Regions from separate parts of the Homo sapiens genome. Here regions 1, 3, 4, 5, 6 and 7 are each linked to region 2. Evidence: chromatin loops called from intact Hi-C (ENCODE). Cell type or tissue: PC-9. All regions are shown on one strand.

Region 1 (4,000 bases), 470 kb before region 2:
TTTAGATATTCTAAAAAGTCATCTCCCCTAAAATCATGAAGCCTGGTTTATAAACTTTATAGAAGAAACTAGGTCTTTGAGGCTAACACATATTAGTGTATTAAAAAATACGGTAAACCAGCCGGGCACAGTGGCTCACGCCTGAAATCCCAGCACTTTGGGAGGCCAAGGCAGGTGGATCACTTGAGGTCAGGAGTTTGAGACAAGGCTGACCAACATGGTGAAACCCCGTCTCTACTAAAAATACAAAAATTAGCCAGGCTTGGTGGCATGCTCCTGTAATCCCAGCTACTCGGGAGGCTGAGGCACGAGAAAGGCTTAAACCGGGAGGCAGAGGTTGCAGTGAGCAGAGCTCCCATCACTACACTCCAGGTTGGTCAACAGAGCAGGACTCTGTCTCAGGAAAAAAAAAAAAAAAAAAGGTAAACAAACATTGCCTTAAACAAAAATTGTATCTTATAAGATTTTACAAGTTGCACATTATCAACACATTCTAGTTAAATGCTTAAAAATTACTTCACAATTAACCCTATGGATTTTTAAAAGAAGGAAAGCTTAGACACAAACTCAGGAGCCAGATTGTTTTCCAACCCTTGGGCCTGCCACTTACTAAGTGTACCAGCCTCCCTCGGAGTCACTCTATTCCTCGTGGAATCTGAATAGTAAGTGTACACTTGACAGAACATACGGAGTGGTAATGTGAAACAAAAATATAGAATATTTAAAGGACTTACCTAACAGTAAGAAAAAAAATAAGTTCACTTAAAAGTGTTTTTATTTTCTTATTTGCAAAACACCCCTTATTGTGGTAAGGTCTAACAATATACTATACATGTAAAAGTTTTACAGAAAATTACTGTAGCTTTCGATAATTTAATATATAACTGAAATACTTGAGATGGCATAATTCGATTTTATGTCAGTAATATCGAGTGAGACTAATCAAGATAGCAAGATTATGTTGCAAAATTAAAATGAGGAAATTGAGAGGATTTCTCAGGCTTCTGTGAGTCACTGCCTGGGCTGTATTAATAGTTTCATTGTGCTAGGTGCAGTGGCTCATGCCTGTAATCCCAGCACTTTGGGAGGCCAAGGCGGGCGAATCACCTGAGGTCAGGAGTTCAAGACCAGCCTGGCCAACGTGGTGAAACCCCGTTTCTACTAAAAATACAAAAATTAGCTGGGCATGGTGGCAGGCGCCTGTAATCCCAGCTACTCGGGAGGCTGAGGCAGAAGAATCGCTTGAACCCGGGAGGCGGAGGTTGCAGTGAGCCGAGATTGCACCATTGCACTCCAGCCTGGGTGACTATAACGAAACTTCGTCTCAAAAACAAAACAAAACAAAGCGAAAAAACAAAAAAAGTTTCATTGTTTCACCTCCACACAGCTCTGTCTGCATTTTGAGCAATGGCCACCAGAGGGCAGGAAGAACCAATCTATAAAGCACACAAGGGTTTCACCAACTTTGAAGTCCTCCGTTAGAAGGCAAGTTGTCCACTAATATGTAGGAACGATTAATGGCCACCAGAGGGCAGGAAGAACCAATCTATAAAGCGCACAAGGGTTTCACCAACTTTGAAGTCCTCCGTTAGAAGGCAAGTTGTCCACTAATATGTAGGAACGATTAATGGCCACCAGAGGGCAGGAAGAACCAATCTATAAAGCGCACAAGGGTTTCACCAACTTTGAAGTCCTCCGTTAGAAGGCAAGTTGTCCACTAATATGTAGGAACGATTAATGGCCACCAGAGGGCAGGAAGAACCAATCTATAAAGCGCACAAGGGTTTCACCAACTTTGAAGTCCTCCGTTAGAAGGCAAGTTGTCCACTAATATGTAGGAACGATTAATGGCCACCAGAGGGCAGGAAGAACCAATCTATAAAGCGCACAAGGGTTTCACCAACTTTGAAGTCCTCCGTTAGAAGGCAAGTTGTCCACTAATATGTAGGAACGATTAATGGCCACCAGAGGGCAGGAAGAACCAATCTATAAAGCGCACAAGGGTTTCACCAACTTTGAAGTCCTAACTTAGAAGGCAAGTTGTCCACTAACATGTAGGAACTATTTTTAATTATACCATTATTTTCCCTCAATTTTATTTATAAATTAATGAATTCACAAAATATTTCCAAAGCTCAAGTGAAGTACATCCTAATCAACTTGATTTACAATTTGTGATTTTTCTCTGAATCAATCTATAAATAATCAATAAGAAGATAATTATTTAGAAAATGAGGCTCCGAAAAATATGTTGGCTTTACATTTTTTGCCTGTGCAAGTAAATATAAAAATGTCTTTTCTCACATTTCTTCCATTTATAAACCGTTTTTAAAAATCATAAATTAAGACATGTGTGTTTTAAAAGTCTCACAACATGCAGCATTTTAAAAATTGTCTTATGCTTTACTGCTCCCTCCCGTAGGTAATCACTGTTACATTTCTCATTTACTGCAAAATTCTCTGTGCATATGGAGCACATAGATGGATAGATAGATGGGGTGTGTGTGTGTATATGAATGTGTATGTGTCTTTGGGGTGAGTGTGTCTATGTGGGTGTATGTATGTGTGTCTATTTGTGTTTATTTGTGTCTCTGTGTATGTGTATGCATATTACATATGTGTATGCACGTGTGTGTATACAGTATATGTGTGTGTGTCTGTGTACTTGTGTCTGTGTATTTGTGTGTCTGTGAGTACATCTTTGTGTGTATGTCTATGTGCCCATGTCTGTGTATTTGTATGTATGTATGTGTGTATTTACATATGTGTATGTTTGTATATGTATGCATATGTGTATATGTGTGTGTATGTATATACAGTATATTAAGTGTTTGAATGTATGTATCATATTTATCAAATTCCACGTTGTATTAATTGTTCTCACACTGCTATAAATGACTACCTGACACTGGGTCATTTATGAAGAAAAGAGGTTTAATTGACTCACAGTTCTGCATGGGTGGGGAGGCCTCAGGAAACTTACAACCTTGGCAGAAGGCAAAGGGGAAGCCAGCACATCTTAACATGGCCGATCAGGAGAGAGAGAGAGGGAAGCGGGTACTGTCACACACTTTTAAACCATCAGATCTCATGAGAACTCACTATCACGAGAACAGCAAGGGGGAATCTGCCCCCATGATGCAATCACCTTCCACCTGGTCCCTCCCCCAACACTGGGAATTACAAGTCAACATGAGATTTGGGTGGGGACATAAAGCCAAACCATATCACACGTCTTGCTTTTTCACTGAATGTGGGACCTTGGACACTTTCCCTATCAGCATGTGTGGCTGCACCACATGGATTTCAGTAGTGGCAGAATATTCCCTTCTATAGATTCCACAATTCATCCAATCAGTCTTTATTCTTCCAATTTAAGGCAAAACAAATTCCAATGTAAAAGCTTAAGGCCAGGCGCAGTGGCTTACACCTGTAATCCCAACACTTCGGGAGGCCAAGGTGGGCGGATCACGAGGTCAGGAGATCGAGACCATCCTGGCTAACATGGTGAAACTCCATCTCTACTAAAAATACAAAAAATTAGCTGGGCGTGGTGGCAGGCGCCTGTAGTCCCGGCTACTGGGGAGGCTGAGGCAGGAGAAAGGCGTGAACCCGGCAAGCAGAGCTTGCAGTGAGCCAAGATTGTGCCACTGCACTCCAGCCTGGGCGACAGAGCAAGAGTCCGTCTCAAACAAAACAAAACAAAACAAAAAAACAACTTAAATTAATATTAAAAATAGTTGTTGTTTCCTTCCAGTGGACTTAATTCCAACCAGGCTGGTGAAGAAGCCAGTTGGATAGCCAGTCCCTGCTGAAGGTGGATGGCCCCTGCTCTTGTCTCCCGGTTATCAGGCTCTCGCTGCTTTTGGGCCAGAGGAACAGGGCGTCCTCCTTGAGGCTGCGAGTCGTCCCTCTGAGTGCCTCTCACCAAGGGATGAAGCAGCAGCCATTTGGCCAGAGAGCAGTCACTCACCCATCCTTGGGTCCAGGAGAGGCATTG
Region 2 (4,000 bases):
TTTGCTATTAGTCTTCATAATATCCTCTCAAAGATCTCTATGAAGCCATCAGAACTTTAATTAATTCCTCATTTGTGGATATTCAAAATTCTAATCATTTGGTTTTAGAAATTATATATATATGTTAATATATATTATATTACTATATAATATAGATGGGAGTTTTTAACACGTCTTGTCTACAAATATCCCTAGAAATATAAAACTAAGACAGAGTATACATTTTTGAACTGCTTTTTGTATAATTATCAAAATGGTCTACACAAAGCTTTAAACTTAACAATGTCATAAATCATGTTTGATATTTGGCTATATTGGATGTTTCTTTTAAAATCATATGTTTTGATTACGATTTATACACCTCCTCTTTCTCACTCCTTTCCTCTGATCTGGCTTTAGTGCTTACCACTCTGGATCAGGCCCTGCATGGCTTCCCATAACCTCCATGCCACTAAATCCAGCCACTTTTATCTTTCCCTATTGGAGTGTTTGCTCACAGTAGGACCTACCTATGTCTGACTCAAGCCACTTCAATGCTCTTTCTTTGGCTCCCGACACCACAGTCTCCTGGCTGTCTCCACCTGTCTGGCAGCTCCTGTTCAATCTCCTTGCCAGTGCCTCTCTGCCTCACCCTCTCCTGTGAACTTTCCTGCCTGTTCCTTTTCATTCCATGAACTTTCCCTAGGAGAGCTAATCCTTGTCTGTGAGTTGTTACCATCTATACAGCAATAATTTCAAACACTGTGTCTCCACCTCCACCCCCTGAGCTCCAGACCAAAGCGACCACCTCCCAACTCTGCCTCCGCTTGGCTGTCTCATAGGAACTTCACACCCATCCCCAAAGAACTGAAGTCAGGCTCTTCTACTCCACTCAAACTGTTTTTCTCTAGTATTTTCTATTTCTATGAAAGTAGCTGTCATCTACACAGGTGATATAAAGCCAGAAACTTGGAAGCATGATTAAGCAGGAAGTGTGTAAAGAGCAGAAAGTCAGAGAAGGCCCCGGTGGGCTAACGGCTCACCTGGTTGCAGGTGGGCTTGTACTTGAGCCCTGGCTTGTTGAGGATGAGTTCCAGCAGTTTGTGATTGAAATTGGACACCCCGATGGACTTGGTTAAACCTGCTTCTTTGCACTTCTCCAGGGCCTGGGGAGGGAGGAAATGGGTGGTAGACCTTTACTGTAGTTTGTCCATTTCGTTTGTCACTGACTTTTTATAAACCGAAAATCTGATTTATGATATACTACGATTATAATGAATCAAACCGTTTTATCCCTTGAATAAATTAATTTTGAATGCCTTTTCTTGTTCTGCGTACATATTTGTCTCCTTAATTCTATTACATGCACACTGGGGACACCAAATAAACATAAAGCTGCTTTTCCATTTCCTCTTACCTATCCCACTCTCTTCTATGGTACCTATTTTGCTGTTAGGATGCAATAGTTAACAAACTACACCATAGTCAAGGGCAAAAGAAACTCTCAGCTTTTCCTCTAGTAAAGGGTTTGTTGCTACCTCTTTCTACAACGATAAAAATAAATGAATGGTATAGGTGTTGCAAGGGCGGGTTCACTGTCCTGCACCTTCCACCCTCCTGCTGAGTCAGGCCGCAGCTATTCCTCCTCTGTGATGTGTTTCTGTCCCGGGATAAAGCGCTGACTCCTTTTGTGCTTCTCTATGCTGACTCCTCTTTAGGGCTCATGTCCTCAACCTGATCTCAGGGGTAAAGCTGCTTCCATGTCTATGTAGAGCCATAGAAGTTAAAATTAAAAATGGACCGTAGGGGTTATCTCATTCCACTCCCTCACTTCAACGATGAGAACACGGAGGCGCAGAGAAGTTCCACGTCTGAGGTCAAACAACTGCTGGAGCAAAACCCCATCTCTTTTGACCCCTCCTTCTGTGATTCCAACCTCACCACACAGTGCCACCTGGTGTCTGCAGCAGAACATACCTCCCATGTGTCACGAAGATCCACAGTATCAAAAATAATGTTTCCACTGGCATCCTTAGGCAGCAATTCCTCCCCAGGCTGGAAAACAGAGGATAAAGAAGAAGGTTTTCTATGAGAATTCCCTTTCTGGCGCCTAAGGAGCTTAGCCACACCACTTTCAGAAGGCTGTGATTATTAATCTGAACATGCATGCGTGCATGTGTGTGGATGTATGTGCTTGTGTGTCTGCATGTGCAGACGTGTGTATGTGTGTGCATGTGTGTGTGCCTGTGTGCATATGTGTGTGTGCATGAGTGTATGTGTGTGGATATGGATATGTGTGGATGTGCATGTGCGTGTTTGGGGTGAGGGTTGGTAAGAGAAGACATGGGAAAAAAGAAAGATGAGAACAGTCTGAGAGACTGTAGCAAAACACTTTTTCTCCAGTTACCTGCAGGCTCCTTCCTCCATACACCCCCACACTTCACTAAGAATGCCGTCCCTACAGTTGAAATTTATTTCATTTCTGAAGGACAGGCTGGTGTGGAAGACAGCGCTTACCATAACTATTGATCAGTGTGTTTAGCCCCCGTTTATGCTCACCCAACTTGGATAATGAGGACATCAGATGTGCTCAGCCAATGTCCACTGTGATGAGAGGTTGGATCACTGAAGCCCAAAGGAGTCCAGTTGTGCCACATGTGCCATCCCATGTACCTCTCTCTCCTGTGGGCTGAGGGTACATACGGGAGAGACCCTCACCATAAAGAGGTGGAGATTTCACGTTGTATCTCTGTAGTCTGTAGTAACCTAATAGCTCAGAACCTACACTCAGGAACACAAGCACTAAGAAATGCAGGGCAATGCCCTCATGTTTCTAGCATAGAGGAAGTGAGATCATCGAACCTGCATCTCGCTTAAGGCTGGGGGATGAGCACAGACAGAAAATTGCAATGTCATTCGGCTGTGAAGGAGACTCGTGAATGATTTAGCAATTCTATGCAATTCACTCAAACCTACCCCTCTCGGAAAGAACCCAGGAAATCAAGCTGGAATGAGACAATGGAGGTGCTAGTAACAGTGATGAAACTGTTTGGGGCATAAGAAGGAAAAAACAAAAGCTGACCTTCATAGCCAATGGATTGTGGATAATGAAGAGATCGACATAGTCCAGTTGAAGTTTCTTCAGTGACCCTTCCAGGGCTGGGCGAACTAATTCTGGTCTAAAGAAAGTTGTCCAAAGCTGCAGTGAACAAAAGAAATAAAAAGTAGCTTATGATTTCACACACTTGGGGACCAAAATTAAACATAACAGAAATTGACACATGAGTAACAAAACACTGTGGTCTCAAACTAGAAGAACTGGGGCTACATTTGTATTATTCAGGGTAAATTACATCCTTGATGAGATGCTGAGATTTACTTGAATGACTGCAATGTAAGAAAACTGTGAATAAAACTTAGATGGAGCAGGAAAATCAACTTTAATGCATCAAGGGTTAATGGCATCGTCCTCTGAGAGCAGTCGAGAAATGTCAGGACACGGGGAATGGAATCTACTGTCCTGTATAATGAATTCCTCAAAACAATTCTGCTGAGAGATGCATTCTAAAAACAAGTTGTCGTCAGTGTAAACAGGCATAGGCTGTATCGCCAGTAACCAAGGCTTTATTTACATTGGAAGAAAGGTTTTCCACCCTAGGAAAATGTTATAACATTCAGGAAACTCAATGCTGAGTTGAAAAATAAAAAAGTATTTCCCAGTCTGGCTCCCTTTTCTGAATAACATCCCAACCTCACTTGATACGTCCTGAGAACAATTACTGAACAATCAACGGAGTGGCCCCAGAATGCCTTGGGTAATCGTATAACAGTTACTTAAGTATTATCGATCTCATCTCATATATGAATAATACCTGCCGCTCAGAGACATTGAAGAACAGTGTCCCACCTTTCACACATCTCAGAGAAAAGCCTTTTCTATGTTTTCATAACGTGCCTTCACAATATTAGGTAAGAAATACATTGTTCCTATGTTTTGATAATGTGCCTTCACAATATTAGG
Region 3 (4,000 bases), 270 kb before region 2:
TGTATCTAATTCTTCTCTTCCTACACTTGAATGAACCTCTATTCAGGCTGTTGCCTCTACCAATTTATCAAAATTGGGACAAGGGAGAAGATTTTGAAAAATAACTAATGAGTACTAGGCTTCATACCTGGGTAACAAAATAATTTGTAGAACAAACCACCATGGCATGAGTTTACCTATATAACAAACCTGCATGTGCACCCCCGAACTTAAAATAAAAGTTAAAAATATTGAAAATAAAAAAGTTTTGGAGACCTAAATTACATTATTTAATTCTAATTCTGAAAAATTACCTTATCTAATATTTATGAAACGATTCTGATTCTATTTCTGAACAATTACATTATTTAATATTTATGGAAAAGTTAAAAGAAATACACATAACCGTGTCATGGCTAGCCTTTGACATTTTCTTAAAAAATTAAAGCACAACATACTGAACAATTACATTATTCTAATGTAAGGAAGTATGTGAAGAGCACAAAGTCAGAAATGGCCCCAGTGGCCCTAAGGGCTCATCTGGTTGTAGGTGGGCTTGTACTTGAGTCCTGGCTTGTCTGAGGATCAGTTCCAGCAGTTAGTGATTGAAACTGGACACCCTGATGGACCTGGTTAAACCTGCATCTCTGCATTTCTCCAGGGCCTAGGAAAGAAGGAAATGGGTGTAGATCTTCGATGTATCCTGGCTTTGTTATTTGTCATTAAACCTTTTCTTTAGTGTGGTAAAATATGTATAACATACAATTCATCATTTAACCATTTTAAAACATATAGTTTATTAGCATTAAGTCCATCAACCTTATTGAGCAAGCATCACCAGTATACATATATTACAATTTTAATCATCCCAACCTAAAACTCTGCTCATTAAACAACAACTTCCCATTTCCCTTTATTTCATCCTCTGGCAACCACCATTCTACTTCCTGTCTTTGCATTTAATTATTCTAGGCACCTCACATAGTTGGACTTATACAGTATTTGTCCTTTTGTGTCTGGTTTATTTGGCTTAGTAAAATGTCCTCAAGGTTCAACCATATTATTGCACGTATCTGAATTTCCTTCCTTTTTAAAACTAAATAATGTCCCTTTGTAGACACTAAACTCTGTTTATCCTTTCATTTGCTGATGCTCACTTGCATTTTCACCTTTTGATTATTGTGAATAGAATTATTATGAATAAGGTTATCATGAATACTAACATTGCTTCAAAAACATGTTTTAGTTTCTGCTTTTAATTTATTTAGGTATTGTGAGCCCCAAATACCTGAGACATGCCCCAGTCAATTTAGAAATTTATTTTTCCAAAGCAAAACCTCTCTCCTATTGTCCAGGCTGTCCTCTGCTATGGTTACTGGGCTCGTTTTTAGCACAAAGGTCTCACTGTTGTGTTATCCTTTCCAAGTGAGCCTTCAGGCCTTTTCCTTTTATATATTTTTGCAAGAAAGTTAATGAGGCATCTCATCCGAAATGCATGCTATCATGTGTATATTTTGGCATTGGTTGAACAAGGTGTGTTGGCATCCAAACCACGCCTTCATCATTTAGTTTTCAACCTTTCTTATCTTGAATACATCCTCTGTCCTTGGTAGCCTTTTTATCCTCAAGAGGATACTGGGATTTGAAAGCTGTCAGATCTATTTGGGGAATTAAAGGTGCCTGGACCTCAGCACTGCTATTGGTTGGGTGCCTGGCTGTGCAGTCAGTGAAAGCGTTCCCTCTAGCTAGATTGGAATTCCTGTGCTGATGGCATGGACAATGTCTAACAGCTGTTTCCCTTGGGGTTGCCAATACCTCCAATAGCTCCAACATGGCTTTGCATATTTAATTTTAGTATTATCTGCCCCTTTCCTTGCAAATAGCTCTGTGTGCATGGGCTATCATGAAAGAATATTTGGAATCAGTTTAGATATTGGTTCTCTTACCTTTGGACAGATGCAAGGCTCTCATAAGGGCAATTTACTCAGCCTTTTGCACAGAAGTCCCTGTTGGGAGAGTTCTTGCAGCTATTACCTCCAAGAGAGTCACTATAGCCTAGACAGCATTCCTCCTTCTGTTGGTGACTAGGCTGCTTCTGTCCACAAAGAGCATCCAGTCTCCACCCTGGAGGGCTGTGTCCTTCAGATCTGGTCGCCTGGAAGACTCTTGATCTATAACCACTAGGCAGTTGTGTACTAGTTCCTTTGGTTGCCCAGTAGGTGTCAACAAAGTGGCAGGGTCTAAGGCTCCAGTGCCCTGTAGTTTCATTAGACATTACCTATGGTGCACATTGCAGTGTGGTTTAATGCCTTTTGAATGAGAAAATTATTTTCTTTCTTTTCTACATTTTTATAGAGGAGTTTTGTAGATAGGCAGGAGATATCATTTCTAACATTATTCTCCAGTATAAAGGAAAACATACTTGACAGTTATGTCCCAAATTAGGTAAAAGAAGACTGACATTGGATGTCCCCAGGGGCTTATAATTTCTACCTGTAGTAGCATAAATTCCCTCTGTGTTCTGTAGACACAGAACTACCCTCCCTAACACAGACTCCTCATTGGTACAGCCCAATTACATCCACTTTCCTAAGCATATGGACCCCCTATCTCTGTCAATCCCACCCCCAGTGATTCACTGAGGGAGCAATTCCAGCCCTGGGTCCCCAGACAATGTAAGGTGTTGCAAACCCCACCTTCCCATAGACGGCCAAGAGCAGAGCATGGACATATTTGATTAGTACCGAGGAAATGTGAGAATAGTGAAACTTTGCTCTGACTGTATTCTTGTGTATTAGTCCATTCTCACACTGCTATAAAGAACTAAAGAACTACCTGAGACTGGGTAATTTACAAAGAAAAGAGGTTTAATTGACTCACAGTTCCACAGGCTGTACAGAAAGTATGGCTGTGGAGGCCTCAGGAAACTTACAATCACGGAGGAAGGCAAAGGGGAAGCAAGCATATATTCACATTGCTGGCAGGAGAGAGAGAGAGAGAGAAAGAAGGTGGAGGTGCTACACACTTTCAAACAACTAGATCTCAGGAGAACCATATGATGAGAACAGCAAGAGAGAAGTCAGCCTCCATGATTCAATCACCTCCCACCAGGCCCCTTCCCCAACAGTGGGAACTAGAATTTCACATGTAATTTGGGTGGGGACACAGAGCCAAACCATATCACTCCGCCCCAGCCCCTTCCAAATCTCACATTCTTTTCACATTTCCAAAGATAATTATGCCTTCCTAACAGTCCCCCAAAGTCTTAACTTATTTCAGCATTAGCTCAAAAGTCCAATTCTAAAGTCTCATCTGAGACAAGGCAAGTCCCTTCCAACTATGAGTCATAAAATCAAAAATAGGTTAGTTACTTTCTAGATACAATGGAAATGGGGTATTGAGTAAATGCTTCTGTTCCAAAATGGAGAAATTGGCCCAAACAAAGGGGCTACAGGCCCCATAAAAGTCCAAAACCCAGAAAGGCAGTCAATAAATTTCAAAGCTCCGAAATAATCTCTATTGACTCCATGTCTCATATCAAGGCCACACTAATGCAAGAGGTGGGCTCCCAGGGTCTTGGGCAGCTCTACCTCTGTGGCTATACAGGGTAAAGGCCCCATGGCTGCTTTCACTGGCTGGCATTGAGTGTCTGCAGCTTTTCCAGGCACACAGTATGAGCTTTCAGTGGATATACCATTCTGGGTTCTGGAGGATGGTGGCCCTCTTCTCATAGCTCCACTAGGCAGTGCCCCAGTGGAAATTTTGTGTGGGAGCTCAAACCCCACATTCCCCCTCCACACTGCCCTAGAAGAAGTTCTCCATGAGTGTTCCACCCTTGCAGCAGGCTTCTGCCTGGACGTCCATGCATTTTTATACATTCTCTGAAATCTAGGCAGAGGCCCCCAAGCCTCATCTCTTAGTCTCTGAGCAGGCACAGGCTTAAAACTACATGGAAGTCACCACACATTGGGGCTAGCATCCTCTAAAACAATAGCTCAGGATGTATCTGAGGCCCTTTTAG
Region 4 (4,000 bases), 210 kb before region 2:
TAACTTCTGAATTATACAAAGTTATTCTTTTTCTCACTACTAACATAATCTTTTCCAGCACATTTTGCCTACTGAATTATGTGTTAACTAGAATTCTTATCCTTATAACCTAAAACTTAAGCGAAACCCTAAAAAGCAAGAATTCCTGGCCAGGCATGGTGGCTTATGCCTGTAATTCCAGCACTTTGAGAGGCCAAGACAGGTGGATCACTTGAGGTCAGGTGTTCAAGATGAGCCTGGCCAACATGGTGAAACCCCCGTCTACTAAAAATACAAAAATTAGCCCAGCATGGTGGCAGGCACCTGTAGTTCCAACTGCTTGGGAGGCTGAGGCATGAGTATTGCTTAAACCCAGGAGGCAGAGGTTGTGGTGAGCTGAGATCACACCATTGCACTCCAGCCTGGGCAATAAGAGTGAAACTCTGTCTCAAAAAAAAAAAGGAAAAGAGCCCTTCCGCCTTCTGCGCAGGGCAAATAGTCCCATTCATTCCTAGGCCTTCAGGCAATACCTGGGAGTGACTCCAGCCAATTGCCTTCAATTTTCAAGGAGCTGCTAGAAAGCAGTTGTTGAGAGGCTGAAAATGAAAGAAAGGAAAAAAAGAGAAGACCCAGGTCCCTTAAGCAAACTGGTTGGTGACGGTTAGGTGCCTTCACATGGACACCCTTAGTTTTCACTGGCCATAGCCAGAATTCTGCAGTTTTCTCTGTGTTTAGGCACTGCCCACCAAGGAGAGATTCCCCTGTATGAAACAGAAAGGAAAGGAGAGAAATAAATCCTAATCTTTGGGCCTAGCTTCTGCTGGAATTTCTCCTGGCTGGCTCAGCAAAATATGTTACCAGTGGAGGGTGTCCAGGTTCTCAGCATCTTGAACAAAGAATTCAACAAAATGCACAAAAAAGCAAAGAAATAATGAAGCAACAAAAGTAGATATTTATGGAAAATAAAAGTACACTCCACATTGTGGAAGTGGGCCTGAGCGTAGTGGCTCAAGGGCCTCGTTACAGAATTTGTGGGGGTTTAAATACTCTCTAGGGATTTTCACTGGTTGCCTGGTGTACACACTATGTAAATGAAAAGGGTGAAGTGAGGTTACAAAGTCATTTACCTGGAATATACCTTATGGAGAGGACATTTCCTGTCATAGCTGAAGTGTGAATTGGCCTTGTGTTCCCTGTCTCCAGACCCTATTTTTCTGTCTCAATTGGATCTTGAGTGTGGAACCATAATAAATGGGATTAGTGTCCTTGTTAAAGAGATTCAAGAGAGAGTGCTTGTCCCTTTTGTGACATGAGGATAGAAAGAGGACAGCTATCTATGAGTCAGGAAGCAGGGCCTCACTAGACACTAAATTTGTCTGCACTTGATCTTGAGCTTCTAGCCTCCAGATCTGTGAGCAATCCATGCCTGATATTTATAACTAACCAGTCTGCAGTCTTTTGTTATAGCAGCTGTCATGAACTAAGACAGCCTGTTAGAAGGAGGCTTAGACTTAACCAGTGTTTTGGGGGTATTTTAGGAGCCCTGATAGGTGATCTTCATGTCTGCTTTGCTTCTATGGGGTGGTATTGATGGGCTGAAGTGGATTGTCCCAGCTACTCTGGAAACATTTCTTTTTGTTGCCTCACAATGGATTTCCACTTATTTACAGAGAATTATATGGCTGTATCTTACTGTGCTTTATGTTGCTATAACAAAATAACTGTAACTGGCTGGTTCTTACACAATAGAGGTATATTTGGCTAATGGCTCCAGAGGCTGGAAATTCCAAGGCCATAGTGATCTCATTGGATGAGAGCCTTCCTGCTGTGGTGCTCCATGGTGCAAAGCAGGAGAGTAAGAGATCAGGAGCAAGAGAATAAATAAGCAAGGGAGATCAGTGGCAGAGACTCTCCCTGCTCTCATGGGCTCTGTCTATTCCCTCTCTACATAATGAGAGTAAAATCCAAAGAGCATGAGGACCAAATCAAATATGACAAAGACTCCTTAGAGGCGTGTCAGTACTGGTAACACCTGTTTTTCACAACTCACGGTGACTAAGGCACAGACCACCCCACACAGTGGCACGGATTCTCTTCTTGAACAGACTTTCCCCAGGCTCCTCTGAGTCTCTTTTGAAATAGGCCTCGCCTTGGTCTGTAAGGATCTGAACACACCCAAACATAATTTCTAACAGTTCAAGGCTACATCAATAGATAACCAAGCCCTGTTAAAGAGCCAGCCTGAGAAAACTCACGGCTTCCAAAAGAATTCAGTATTTGTTCCAGCAATGTCTGAAGAAATGCCTGTCTCCCAGTCTCACAGAGGGCAGGAGTCCAACTTCCCTTAGTTCCAGTTAGCAAACCCAGAGGGACTAATCACATGGCCCAAGCAGCCCCTTCCTACTTTTTGTAATTTTCCGCTTGGCTGATTCCACTCAGTCTCTGCTCAGCCTTTCCCTTCTCCCTCATTTTCCCTTTAAAATGCTGAGTCATCTTGCATAGATCATAGTTCAGTTCAGTTCACGCTGGACCTCTTCTCTACTGCGATGTTATGTTACTGATAAAACCTGTCCTCACCATGTTAATCAGTACCCAGCTTTCTTTGTCTTTGACTTTAGCAATAGCAGAATTTGTTTTTTTTCTGGCTCTTATGATTTAATAGCTACAGACAGGTGGGAATGAAGACCAGCCTATGTGACACTTATCTCTGGGTTCTAGTACTATTGAGCAGCAATTTAAGTATTAGGGATTTACAAATGTGTTTAATTTATGGCCAAACCCTGGCATAAGTCAAAATAAATGCTTATATTTGATCACTAAAATACGAGGTAATGATCCACCTCAGGGAGGAGAGTATGTGACTGCAATTAGAATCTTTAAAGCCTTCTGTTTAGAAAGCATGCTTGCTTGAACTTCAAGTTTCTAGGCAAATGTAAGGGTCATTTGTAAAAGCTGAGTTTTTCCTGTTGCCAATAAGGATAGAGACCTTTTCTTCTATGCTCATGTCTTAGACTATTTTCTTAAGAAAAAAATTGTATTTGTAAACTCTTCCTTAGTCCCTTTATTATGCATGTCAGTTTTTTGAAAAGCTGACTAAGCCTCTAGCCAGAATTGCAACCTGCCAGTGTTGTGTTAAGGGTAAGAGAGACAACTCTTTGGAAATGAAAATATCAAGAAAGATAACTTCCTATCTCCATGGGCCCCTTACTCCAAGCTACAACTGCCTGCTTGTCATAAAGAAATGTTATTTTTCCTTGGGATAAAGGTGACTGTCTAGCACAGAAGGATACCCCAATTACCAGGTGAATTTAGGATGGAGAATGTTATAAAAAGAATGTTTGAAAGAATGTTATAAAAAATGGTGGTGTTAGGCCTTATTACATGAAGACCAGTTATCATTTATCTCAAGAAGATGCATGTAAGGATTATATTTCTTGGCTATATAAAGGGGTGAGATTTCTTTCTGTCTTTGTAATCTCTTTAGCATGTTACCTGTGATGCACATTGCAGCCTGGTTTAATGCTTTTTAAATTTTATTTGTTTATTTATTTATTTTCGAGACAGAGTCTTGCTCTTTCTCCCAGGTTAGAGTGTAGTGGCACAATCTTGGCTCACTGCAACCTCCGCCTCCTGAGTTCAAGTGATTCACATGCCTTAGCCTCTCAAGATGCTGGGATTACAGGCAGGCACCACCCCACCCAGCTAATTTTTGTATTCTTAGTAGAGATGTGATTTCACCATGTTGGCCAGGCTGGTCTCGAACCCTTGTCCTCATGATCCGCCTGCCTCAGCCTCCCAAATTGCTGGGATTACAGGTGTGAGCCACTGCACCCAGCCCTAATGCTTTTTTAATAAGAAAATTATTTTCTTTATTTTCTACTTTATAGAGAGTTTTGTAGAATGGCAGGAGATTTCATTTTTAACATTATTCTCCAATATAAAGGAGAACAGACTTGACAGTTGTCCCAAATTAGGTAAAAGATTGAGATTGGAGATCCCCATAGGCCCATAATTTCTACCT
Region 5 (4,000 bases), 150 kb after region 2:
GATTCAGTTTTTTTTAAATTTTGTTTTGTAGAAAAGACAGGGTCTCACTATGTTGGCCAGGAAGGCCTCAAATTCCTAGTCTCAAGCAGTGCTCCTACCTCGGCCTCCCAAAGTGCTGGGATTACAGGCATGAGCCACCACGCCTGGCCTCATTTCAGTTATTCTTACTGATGCCTCACATATCTGTCTTTGGCTGTTGGATGCTGTTTCAGGATGGTTCCTGTGTCCTTTTGACATGACCTTTATCTCACATCTAGTGGCTTAATAGCCTCCTTGTCTTCTAGGATGACAAATTATTGCAGGTCCTATTTTTTTGCTCTATGCCTGGAATCAGTCATTTCTAAAAGGAGTCTGGTTGCTTTGGGAAATGGTAGAGGCTAAAATCTGGGCATTGGGAATACTCCCTTCTACTGGATTGGTCATTGTTGATAGGACTTTTTAATGAATAGAGCTAGGAGATAAATATAATTTTAGAAAAACAAAACAAAATATGAATTTATATTGAAATTTCAGATTCAAAGATAAAGGGATTTAACTTAATCTTATCAGTCTTACTATGTAGAGTTCCTTCAACTTCACCAAAAGTCCAGAGACATTGATTTAATTATGCATTTGATTTATACTACAGTTCAAAGACAACAGCTTGCATTATTATTGATTACTGAAAACGTTTTATGTTTTCTTGCATTTTTCAGCTTTGTTTAAACCTATAGGTTATAACATAGTAGGGATGTACAGTCAAATTACTGTGTTTTTAAATTATTACACTCACTTCTGTGTGTAATTACACCAACAGCTCATTTGGTTTTTAAAAAAAATTTTATTGTTTAAGAATTACTGCTTTTTAAATTTATCTTATAATTGTGTGACAGAATTATGTAGAATTTTGAAGTCATTCTACAGAGGATTCTTGTTCATATTCCTGACTCTTCTACCCTACTCACTCTTTCAGATGAAATCTTTTTTTTTTTTAATTTTATGGTTTATCCTTCCACTTTTAAAATATATAAGCAACTATATATATATAGTATTCCACTTTCTTGGATGAACTGTATGTAGCCTACTGTCTTTCTTAATGTTTTGTTTGTATGTTTGCTCTTTGCTTTGGTATATCTTTTGATATTTAGGTAGGTTTGTGTTTTTGTTCTAATGGTTCTTTATACTGATACCTTATGTAATACCTTTTGGGCTACTATAAATGGGTTAATTCCTATGAGCATTTAGTTAACTAGCACTTCTCCCTACCCTCTTTCTCTTCTGATTTGAAATACTATTGCTTGACTTGTAGTTAATGCATTTAAGGCAGTAAGTGAGCTTATTTTACTTTTCATGTACATTCACCACTTTCCTCCCATTTTTAAAAATAGTTTGTCAGAGCTTTTAGCCATTACGAGCTATACTGTAGACCCTGATAACCATCAGGTAGTCTTAGTTCTACTGGTAAATATATATTTAATTCTCAGCACCAGTCCTCATGTTGAGTCCTTTCTAGTTTTTTTGTTTGTTTGTTTTGGTTTCTGAAGCTCATTCTCTAGTACAGGGGTCAGCAACCATGACCCACAAGCCATATGTGACTGATCTCTCTATGTTTTGTTTATAGCTGCCTTCGTAAACACTGCAGTATCTGGGCTGAGCAGTTGTGACAGGAACCATAGGACCTGTAAAGCCAAAAGTATTGACTCTCTGGCCCTTCACAGAAAAAGTTTGCTGACCCCTGCCCTGGAGTTGAGTAGATTCTCAGGCAGTGTTCATGGTATTCCCCAAGTACTTGCATGTTGCATGTTCTTTTCAGTTTGTTTGCAACCTTTATACTTGAAGGTTCATTTGGACGGATATGAAACCCATGGCTCACCTTTTCTTTCATTGAGTATATTTAATATTTTACTCCATTGTGTTCTGGCATAAACTATGTCTTTTCAAAGTCATAATAAATGTGTAGTTTCAGGTCATCTTTTGTTTTAGGAACTTTTTTTTTCTTGAATTATACCTTTTGGTATTTATTGTATTTTGTTTCCCCTCTGTACCCTTTATATTATCTTGGATCTTCATCTTTTAAAATCTTTTCTATTTATTACTTTTTCTCAAAACTTTTTATCTTTTTATTTTTAAAGCCATCCTCCTTTTTTCCCTAATGCATTAAGCATTGTACTTTTCATTCTGAAATAATTTTTTTTATTTTTAATTCTTAGTTCTATCACCTCTCATTTCAATTCCTTCTCCAGTCACCTAATTTCTGAGTCTTATGTTTCTTCAGAGCTTCTGTAATTTTCTTAATTTACTTCACGCTGTAGAGACATGATTCTACTCCAGTCTGTGTTTCCTTATAATAGTTTTAAGTGGAATTCTTAATACTTCTGTCGCTCATTTTTCAGTGCAGTAAGTTTCCTGTATGGTGAGAGGAATAGGCCAGGATAGCCTTTTCAGCTTCATAACTCTAGAGCTCCCTCTTGTGTTGTGTTCACAAGGTGATTTTTCAAAGTATGGTTTCATCCTTTCTGAGATCTTTTCTGCTCCCTTTCTCTTTTATCTGGAACTTTTCTTGTCTTTGCTTCTGTTGCCCTGTTCTTCTCAGTCTGGAGTCTACTCCTAGGAGTTTTTCTAAAAGAAGTATCAGTTTCAAGAGTTTACATGGCCCAGACTGCTCTAACACCTATTTGCATGGCATTGTTCTTGTTCTCAGCCTGAGAACAAGATCCTTCAGAGCCTTTCCCAGATGAGGCTGCTATTCTGAGACTAGTATGCCATTGAGGCTTCAGGGGAGGTTGAAGGGATTCTCCTGTTCCCAGGGCCATCAGAAAAACCCCGTGCCTTCCCTCTGCCTCATCATACACAAATGCTGATACTTTGTGGGCCTCATAACTGTCTGGTTTGTCACTCTGCTCATATTTTGAGGTTTAAGGGGAATCTTTCTCTTTGTTGTGGATTTTATTTGTGGGTTTTCTTTTTTTTTTTTTTTGGTTATGCTAGTTGCTCTGTTTTTTTTTTTCTTTAAAAGTAAAGACCTGTCAAAGAATTAACTTATTAATGAGTTAACCAACATTATAGAAAAGCTGATCAAAGGACTAGGAAACACTGACATACACTAGTCACTGAAGGAAAGAATGGTGGACTGAGATTACCAAATTATATATAAAATATTAATATCCTCATCTGCATCTCTACCTACAAAATTTATTTGCATTGCTGTGAGTTTTCTACAGAGTTAACTTTTACTTTTTCAGAGCTATAGAAAAGCCTGCTCAGTACAAATAGTGAATCAAACAAAAGGCTTGAAGTTCTGATGATCCCAGTAGCATTAAGCTGTATTTATACTTTGAAAATAATGATTGGCTAAAACAGAGATACTCAACCCTGGCTGCAGATCAGAGTCACCTGAGGGTGGCTTGTGTAGCAGGAGAAGTGTGCTACGGGACCTATTCCAGACCAATTCCATATATGAATGGAGGAATAGGGGAGGAAATGAGGATAAGTGACATTGGGACCTAGGAACATTTGATTTTTCTTTTTATTTTTTAAAGATACCAGGTGATTCTCATGTATAGCTAGAGTTAAAAACTAGAATGTGACATTCTTAAAGTTATTCCTCCCTCCCCCTGATTTTTGCTTGGACTTACATCTAAATACAACAGTTTTTATGTAATAAGCTAAACATAATCTGTTAGTACAATTATTTGATGCCTGTTGCTAGGAGCCATTCTACTTTATATGCCTCCGTGCCTGAGATAGATAGATAGATAGATAGATAGATAGATAGATAGATAGATAGATAGATAGATAGACAGACAGACAGATAGATAGATAGATAGATAAAATAGATACTCCGTAAATATTGAATTAATGAATGAAATATTAATAATACAGGTCAAATGAATGACATAAGACCTTGGACTTACATAAGCATATAACATGATCATTGTATTACGTATTTGGACTTTGGATATCTTATATGAAGAATTTAATTCTGATGTCAATTGAATTTTCATGTTATGGATCATTAGCT
Region 6 (4,000 bases), 180 kb before region 2:
TATCAGTGAGATAGAAAGCAATATAAGAAAGCTCTGGGAGTATTAAATAATAGACACTTAAATTGTCCTAAATTGTGTCCAGCATAGTGAGCATGTTCAAAACTTGTTTTACCCCCCTTTTATGTTGCTTTAGTTTCTAAGCAACATAAATAGCTATTCTTAAGCATTGGGTTGAATGGATAGAAGAATTAGACTGTTAAAATGAGTTGTAAACTCTACTGAAGATAATTCAGGTAACATCATAGTTATTACTTAATACTAATCTTTACATTTTAAGAATTTACTCCTATCATTCAGTAGATGTACAAACTATACATCCAACGTATAATAAAGTTTATAAGGATAGGTCAGAGCCAAAGGAATCATGAGAAGGAAGAGAATATGTTTGCCAGTGGTCATAAATTTTGAAGCAGTAGGAAAATATCTAAATACTAGATGGCACAAAGTAATAAGATTTGCTCAAGCATTCATTCAAAATCACCTCCATTCTTTAACCTCTGCAGCTTTGGTCCACTTTTCATCGACCAGAGTTGGTCCGACCAGCCTTGGAAAACTCACTGAAGAAAGCTCAATTGGACTATGTTGACCTCTATCTTATTCATTCTCCAATGTCTCTAAAGGTATGCAGTTTGTATGAGCATAAAATTGCGCTTCTGCTGTCATTATAAACATTGTTTATCTGGATAGTTGAACAGAGCTTTTTATTAGGAGGATGTAGGGATTATCACACAGAAGAAGAACCGTAAGTGGAACACCTAATTTCCTTTCTTTCGAGTAAATTTTGAATCCTACTTCTCTAATGCACACCTACAAGAGAAGAGAGTACAGCAACCTCAAAGCCTCTTCCTCAAAAACTTGAAATTACAATAGTCTCTTTCAAGGCACTGTCTTAGTTGTGGCTTTTGAGTCCATCTCTTGGGATGTTCCCAGACACAGAGTTTCATGCAGTTGTGGTGCCCAATAAAACTGCTGCACATGTGATGCACAATGAGTTTCCACCATCTCTCCCCATTTCAAGCTGAAGCAGATTTGGTGGAAGCCACTATGCATGGTTCTTAAATTAGAAACCCTTAATGTGGACTTGCAAAGCTTTATTATTCTGCTGCCTCTTCTTTCACAATAGAGTTTGAAGCTGTATTTAGCCAGGAATTACTGTGTAGTGTATAACTTTTGATTTAAAGTTACAGAAAACTACTCAGGCTAGTTAATGCAAAAGAGTTTACTGAGTTATGTAAAATGGGAAGTCAAAGACATGGCTACATTTAAGGATATGAAATAGTCTACAAAAATGTATCATTTGTCTATTCTTATCTCTAAACTCCAACACTTTTTTTTATTATTGTTGACCCAAACTTTTTCATTGGTGGCGATTATGGCTTTGGAGCAGCTCAAGGCTCATGGTCATCACCATAAGACAACTCCTCTGGGTCTCCCAACTTCTGCTGACCCTATGTGATTCACAGTCCTGCCCAAAGACTATCAACTCTTCAGGTGGTCTGATAATCCTACCGTGTACAAGAGTACAATCCATTATTTTTGGATATCAAGGTATTTCCAAATCAAAGAGAGGTACTTCAATAGAGGAAATTATAAGGGCGGAATAAAGTGACATAAGTCAACTGTGAAACTTGATTAAGACCTAGAAAATGGTCCTTTTCCATGCATATAATATTTGTAAGAGATTAGAGGAAGCCTGTCTCCTGAATACATTCCTTATACCTTCATATGTAAAACACTTAGCACATATCACTTTCTGGAGCATTGTACCACCTGTCTCATGGAGGATTAGTGTCCTTAAAGGTACCTGGGGTTACAGCTATGAGTGGAGAAATTAATTTGTGACATCATTAAAATGACTGCTTCTATTTCAGCCAGGTGAGGAACTTTCACCAACAGATGAAAATGGAAAAGTAATATTTGACATAGTGGATCTCTGTACCACCTGGGAGGTGAGTGCTTGGCGGAGAGGACACAGAGAAGGATGACAAAAAGAGAAAATCTGTTTCCCAGGTTCAATAGGAAAGAATGGAATATGCACCATTAGATCTAGAAATTCAGAAACTTTACAAGAGTAGCTTTGGTGAGATGAAGGGAAAAACACAAAAGGAATGTTTAGAGAGTGGGGCACAAGACTTGGGGGCAAGGAGGACAGGAATCTCTTTCCTTGCTTGTGCATTAATCTATCCAGTTTCCTAAGGAAGAGATAGAAATTCTTACTCTTGCTGCCTCTATCTTCTTCCCCTATTTGCTGTTTGAATTTTTCTTTTTTTGACAATCACTGCTAGCTATTTTCATTGTCATACTTTGAAAGTTGTTGCTCTCACAGTTCTGTCTTGCATTTACCGTGATTTGCAGCCAACTGCACAAATAATTCCTCACAACCCCTTTCTCCACAGGCCATGGAGAAGTGTAAGGATGCAGGATTGGCCAAGTCCATTGGGGTGTCAAACTTCAACCGCAGGCAGCTGGAGATGATCCTCAACAAGCCAGGACTCAAGTACAAGCCTGTCTGCAACCAGGTGAGCTCCCTTGGCCTTCTCTCCTTTCGGTTCTTCATGCCCCCTCTTCCTGTCCTATTGCCAAATATCTGTTTGTTTTGTCCCAGTTATCTTTGTGAAGTAGAAGATTATCTAGAGAGCAAAGCTTCTGTCAAGAAAGGCGTGAAGATTTCTTGTTTGTACCCTGCTTGGAAAAGTATTAGGGAAAAATTGGAATGAGTTTAATGCTGAATCGTGTGTAATATTTAGGGGAGGTCCATTTGATCAGGGAGGCCTGGAATCATCAATTAGAACTCAAGGAAAGGTGGACTTACCTCTAAGCTATGAAAGATGACCAGAAAGTGCATGGGTGAAGGTGATTTGGAGGGAATGGTGTATAGATATGAAGCTAGGAAAAGATGAAATGAGCTGTACGTGAACAGAGAGTTAGAATAAGAGAAGAGAGGTGCTAGGGGTTTACATGGAATTTGGATGTCTGAATGCCTCTTCTTGATGTTTCAACAATTCTTGACCAGGGGCATAGATATACTAAAAATTAGCTGCAGACAATGAAAGTCATCCATGTCAGAAAGAGAAAAATTAGGCCGGGTGCAGTGGCTTACGCCTGTAATCCCAGCACTTTGGGAGGCAAAGGCAGGTGGATCACCTGAGGTTGGGAGTTTGAGACCAGCCTGACCAACATGGAGAAAGCCCATCTCTACTAAAAATACAAAAAATTAGCTGAGTTTGGTGGCACACGCCTGTAATCCCAGCTACTTGGGAGGCTGAGGCAGGAGAATCGCTTGAACCCAGGAGGCAGAGATTGCGGTGAGCCGAGGTCACGCCATTGCACTCCAGCCTGGGCAACAAGAGTGAAACTCCGTCTCAAAAAAAAAGAGAAAAATTACCTGTTTATGGAGGTAACTGTTCACAGTGGATGAAATCAACACTGAGGAACTTTAGCAGAACATAGACCTGACCTATCACTGCCCATGTCTTAGTCTGCTACTTCTCTTTGGGGTCTGTCATCCAATCAGTTGTTTAAACACATCTATTCTATGCATGGTTTTTTCATAGCTTAGGGATAAGTCCTTTTTTCCCCCTGAGTTATTGTTAATGATTCCAGGCCTCCTTGATCAAATTGACTTCCCCCAAATGTCACAAAAAAATTCAAAATTAAAGTCACTCTACCTTTTTGCTAATTTACACTTTTTTATTCTTTTATACAACTTAGAGCCAATGAGTAAAGATCTACCATTGAAATGTGAAGTGTATAAAATTTGTGAATTTGGCCTAATGATACAGTTCCATCATATCCAAATAGAAACATTAAGAAAATGCAGTTTTAATATTAGTCCTTCAATTTTTTATTATGATAATTTTCAAACTTTCAGAAAATTTGATAAAAATAATACACGATTCAACATAACCATTTATATTCAAAATTGTTAACACTTTGCCACATTGCCAAATATTTATGGCAAATGTTTATGTGGGTATATCTGCATAAATACATATAATAT
Region 7 (4,000 bases), 100 kb after region 2:
GTAGGGACAACCTCTGTGTCACACTCTAAGTTCCCATCCCCTCTCACCCACTTAAGACATGGATCCAACAACCTTTCTGTCTTCCTCCCACATCTTTGATGCCACCTCCCCCTCTGCATCATTCACACTAGCAAGCAAACCCATTTTTCTTTCTCCAATGCTAGAAACAATACTTTTTAAAAAATAAAAATGGAGACAGGGTCCCACTATGTTGCTCAGGCTGGTCTCAAACTCCTGGGCTCAAGCAATCTTCACGCATCCACCTCCCAAAGTGCTGGGATGACAGGTGTGAGCCACCGCACCCAGCCAACAACTCTTGACTTATCGCCTCTTCCAGAGAGTAGCACGTTACTCTGCCTTCTTTTACAGCAACGCTCTGACAATTTCTCTATACTCTCTTCTTTCTCTCTCCATTCAACCCCCATTAATCCGGCTTGCATCCCTATCATTCCACTGAACCCTCTCTTCAAGGTCAGCCTAAATCCAGCACCCAAGCCCCAGCCCTCACTCACATGACTTAGGAGTATCCTGTAACACATGGGACCACGACCATGACCTCCTCCTGGATAGACTTTTTTCCAACTGGGCTTCCAGGACACTCCACTGCTTTCCTTCTCCCTCCGTGGCTCCCCCTTCTAAATCTTCATTGCTGGTTCTGTTACCAGAAAGGGATCCTGATTCAGACCCCAATAGAGAGTTCTTGGATCTCATGCAGAAAAGAACCCAGGGCAAGTCCAAGGGCCAAAGCAAAGGAATTGAAAGAGCAACTACTCCATAGACAGAGTAGGATGGTCCCGAAAGTAAGAGGAGGAACCTGTCCCCCCTAGGTACAATGCTAGTTTATATATAGGACAAAAGAAGATTGGGGGGATGTCCCCTGCTACAAGGGTTTGTGATAAAGGATTAATTTTCTTAATTACTATTTTTTGCAAGAATCAATATTATTATATTTAAAGCAAACTTAGGCATGCTTCTGTTCTCAAGATATCAGGACATCAGGACACTCCCAAGTCTGAGTCTGTTTAGTAAATGTTATCAATCTGTTCCCTTAACCATAAACATCTTGAGGCCAGGAATACCCAACTTTCTGGGAGTCAGCCCAGCAAGTCCCAGCCTCATTTTCCTAGCGCTCACTCAGGATGGAGTCGGTCTGGTTTGAACTCCTCTAATAGTTCCTCTTACTAGTAATGTTCTCTCCTCAAATATCTGCTGCCTCCCTTGTCACTCCCTTGAAGTCCTTGTCAAAGCTGCTTTCTTTGGAGGCTACAATGCCCACTTTTTTGAAGCTGCAATCCATTCCCTCTTAGTGTCCTCTACTTTTCCCCAAGAGCACCTGCCATCTTTTAACCTGTGGTATAATTTACTACCTTATAGTGTTTATTGTCTTTCACTACAACATAAACTCCATGAGGACTGGGGTTTCTTCTGTTTTGTTCAATGCTGTGTCCCCCATGTCTGGAACTGTGACGAGCACGTGATGGGTGCTCAATAAATAATTGTAAGTGAATCCATTAAATAAGGATGTACTGAAGCTGCTGTGATAAGGAAGCTGTGCCAACTTGGCATTTCAAATACAGCGTTTATAATATTTAAGAGTGTTTGGCCTAATACAATCGTAGTCAGCCATGTAATTCCAATTTTAGAAGTGTAAATGTTGTCAATAAATTTACACTTGTGATCTTAAGTACAAATCTTAATCACTTGTAGACAGCTTTAGAACAGTGAAGAGTACTTAATTACCATAGGTATAGTTTAATTTATTAGATTTTTAAAGAATTATTTACAGTACTTGGGAAAGTTTGTCAAAACCCTCAAAAGAAAATAGAATATATTAAATTTATAGGCAACCTAAAATATTTAAGAGCATTTATCTAAGACTGTAAAAGAGACCCAAAATTCATGTGTATTCCCTTTAAAAGTGATTATACAAATTTTCTAGGCTTATGAATAATAAGATTCACAAGCTGAATGCAAAACCTTAAGAAAGACTGTGGTTATTATCTTTAGTAGATTATTAACTTTTAAAAACAAAAGAAAATCTATAAATAGTATTTTTCTCGATGCGTCAGTACTCATGTACACACACACACACACACACACACACACACACACACACACACACACACACACACACAACCTCTAGAGCATGAAAAACTCATCTCAACAGTGGATCAGTTATTTAAGGACTTCACTAGTGCCCTCCAGTGGCTGAACAGAGAAACAACACATGTACGTTGAAGAATAAATTTTATTTTATTTTACTTTATTTCTTTGAGACAGTCTTGTTTTGTTGCTCAGGCTGTAGCACAGTGGTGCAATCACGGCTCACTGCAGCCTCAACATCCTGGGCTCGTGTGGTCCTCCCACCTCATCCTCCCAAATAGTTGGGACCAAAGTTGCATGCCACGCCTGGCTAATTTTTTTTTTTTTTTTAAGCAGAGACAGGGTCTCACTATGTTGCCCAGGCTGGTCTCGAATTCCTGGGATCAAGTGATCCTCTCTCCTTGGCCTCCCAAAATGCTGGGATTATAGGCATGAGCCACTGCACCTGGCCAATAAATGTTAAATACTTAGTAAAAGCCTAATAAAAATGTAAGGCACTACGTAGGACATACACATTAAACATTTTTTTCATCAGTGAGTACTTACTACAAATTTTCAATGCAGTGAGACATTTCATGGTGTGTCTCCACTGTCCATAAACCCTGGGGTGGAGCAGACAGGTGCTCTGGGAGCTCAGAGAGGACACAAGGAGGAAGATTCTGGAAGTTTCATGGAGCAGGTAACAATAGAACTGGGCTCTAAAGTAGGAATTACATCTGCAGGAAATTAAAATATTTTACCCCAAAATATTTAACTTTTTTTTTTTTTTTTGAAACGGAGTCTTGCTCTGTCGCCTAGGCTGGAGTGCAGTGGCATGACCTTGGCTCACTGCAACCTCCGTCTCCTGGGTTCAAGCAATTATCCTGCCTCAGCCTCCCAAGTCGCTGGGATTACAGATGCCCACTACCATGCCCGGCTAATTTTTTTGTATTTTTAGTAGAGACGGAGGGGTCTCACCATCTTGGCCAGGCTGGTCTTGAACTCCTGACCTCATGATCCACCCGCCTCGGCCTCCCAAAGTGCTGGGATTACAGGTGTGAAACACTGCATCCAGCCATTTAACATTTTTTTTTAAAATGACTGCCACTAGGCCAGCAAATGGAAGTGGCCTTGCAAAGTTGGGGCTTTTGGGGGGAAATTTTGCATCTGTAGAGGATCTCTATGAATGCAGCCATAACCCCACCCCACTTCCTTTATCTTACCCAGATCCAGGAGAGGTTGGGATTCTGACCCTTGAAAGTCTAAAAGAAGCATTTACTATCTATTCTCTCTGAGGGAGACTTCATCTACATAACAAGGCCACCTGTGCTAGCCAAGCCTCTTCCTCTCTCCCTCTCATCAACAGTCTTGCCACTCAACTTCATTGACCAACATAACCTGTTTCTGGCCCTGCTCCGAGTCTGCCCTCTTTACTGTGGCCTCAAGATAGGACATAAGTTCCTGTACCTCTTTGGAAAGTTGTGTCAGAGGTGTTCAAACCAGAGCGACTCCATCTTGAGTGAGGGCTAGAAAATGAGGCTGGGACTTGCTGGGCTGCATTCCCAGAAAGTTAGATATTCGTAGTCTCTAGATGTTTATGGTCAAGGAAACAGATAATTAATGTTTACTAAATAGAGGCAGACTTAGGAGTGTCCTGATATCCCGATATCTTGAGAACAGAAGCATTCCTAATTTTCCTTTAATGATAATAATATCAATTTTTGCAAAATATAGTAATTAGAAAATTAATCCTTTATCACAAATCCTTGTAGCAGAGCATATCTCCCATGATGATTTAATATTATATATAAACAAGTATTATACCTAGGGTAGACAGGTTCCTCCTCTTACTTTCGGGACCATCCTCCTCTGTCTATGGAGTAGCCGCTCTTTCACCACTTTACTTTCTTAATAAACT

Evidence for each region. Hi-C counts contacts between places; a loop is a spot of excess contacts. Peaks named below come from ENCODE experiments on the same cell type or tissue, not always from the same donor. Only the 100,000 strongest peaks of a DNase experiment are listed, where the experiment ranks them.
Region 1: it touches region 2 in a loop (34-fold over the local background); 14 of 110 quality-filtered maps call a loop at or near these places.
Region 3: a loop joins it to region 2, with 8 times the contacts of the local background. A loop is called at or near these places in 25 of 110 quality-filtered maps.
Region 4: a loop joins it to region 2, with 6 times the contacts of the local background. A loop is called at or near these places in 3 of 110 quality-filtered maps.
Region 5: it touches region 2 in a loop (7-fold over the local background); 9 of 110 quality-filtered maps call a loop at or near these places.
Region 6: it touches region 2 in a loop (15-fold over the local background); 37 of 110 quality-filtered maps call a loop at or near these places.
Region 7: a loop joins it to region 2, with 5 times the contacts of the local background. A loop is called at or near these places in 16 of 110 quality-filtered maps.

The regions. Positions count from the first base shown.
Region 1 is chr10:4,814,030-4,818,029 of GRCh38, forward strand. No RefSeq gene overlaps it. Among named protein-coding and RNA genes, the nearest start is that of AKR1E2, 10 kb to the right of the region's middle. RefSeq lists enhancers at 1,402-2,049, 1,486-1,535. In PC-9, CTCF peaks have their summits at 1,717 (motif pointing right) and 1,923 (motif pointing right); DNase peaks (open chromatin) are centred at 996 and 1,397; H3K4me3 peaks cover 540 bases; H3K27ac peaks cover 1,028 bases.
Region 2 is chr10:5,281,754-5,285,753 of GRCh38, forward strand. It overlaps the pseudogene AKR1C7P. Among named protein-coding and RNA genes, the nearest start is that of LINC02561, 13 kb to the left of the region's middle. RefSeq lists an enhancer at 2,713-3,007. In PC-9, a CTCF peak has its summit at 1,955 (motif pointing left); DNase peaks (open chromatin) are centred at 1,618, 1,908 and 2,878; H3K4me3 peaks cover 1,315 bases; H3K27ac peaks cover 3,618 bases.
Region 3 is chr10:5,012,978-5,016,977 of GRCh38, forward strand. It overlaps a transcript of AKR1C2 not described here. Among named protein-coding and RNA genes, the nearest start is that of AKR1C2, 11 kb to the left of the region's middle. In PC-9, CTCF peaks have their summits at 2,272 and 2,482; DNase peaks (open chromatin) are centred at 624 and 1,454; H3K4me3 peaks cover 3,895 bases; H3K27ac peaks cover 4,000 bases.
Region 4 is chr10:5,069,446-5,073,445 of GRCh38, forward strand. The region is part of intron 3 of LOC107984198 (a long non-coding RNA gene); the gene reads left to right. It overlaps LOC124902366 (a long non-coding RNA gene), which reads right to left and starts at 3,524. Exons shown (of 2, transcript XR_007062039.1): 1 at 1-3,524. It also overlaps a transcript of AKR1C3 not described here. In PC-9, no CTCF peak of the experiment used is centred here; DNase peaks (open chromatin) are centred at 2,076 and 2,416; H3K4me3 peaks cover 2,152 bases; H3K27ac peaks cover 4,000 bases.
Region 5 is chr10:5,431,755-5,435,754 of GRCh38, forward strand. The region is part of intron 3 of NET1 (neuroepithelial cell transforming 1); the gene reads left to right. Among named protein-coding and RNA genes, the nearest start is that of NET1, 21 kb to the left of the region's middle. In PC-9, CTCF peaks have their summits at 2,450 (motif pointing left) and 2,668; no DNase peak of the experiment used is centred here; H3K27ac peaks cover 1,664 bases.
Region 6 is chr10:5,096,931-5,100,930 of GRCh38, forward strand. It overlaps AKR1C3 (aldo-keto reductase family 1 member C3), which reads left to right. Exons shown (of 9, transcript NM_003739.6): 3 at 504-620; 4 at 1,872-1,949; 5 at 2,397-2,519. Among named protein-coding and RNA genes, the nearest start is that of AKR1C3, 4.5 kb to the left of the region's middle. In PC-9, no CTCF peak of the experiment used is centred here; no DNase peak of the experiment used is centred here; H3K4me3 peaks cover 2,793 bases; H3K27ac peaks cover 1,950 bases.
Region 7 is chr10:5,382,005-5,386,004 of GRCh38, forward strand. No RefSeq gene overlaps it. Among named protein-coding and RNA genes, the nearest start is that of UCN3, 19 kb to the left of the region's middle. RefSeq lists an enhancer at 3,065-3,683. In PC-9, CTCF peaks have their summits at 2,202 (motif pointing left) and 2,407; a DNase peak (open chromatin) is centred at 2,197.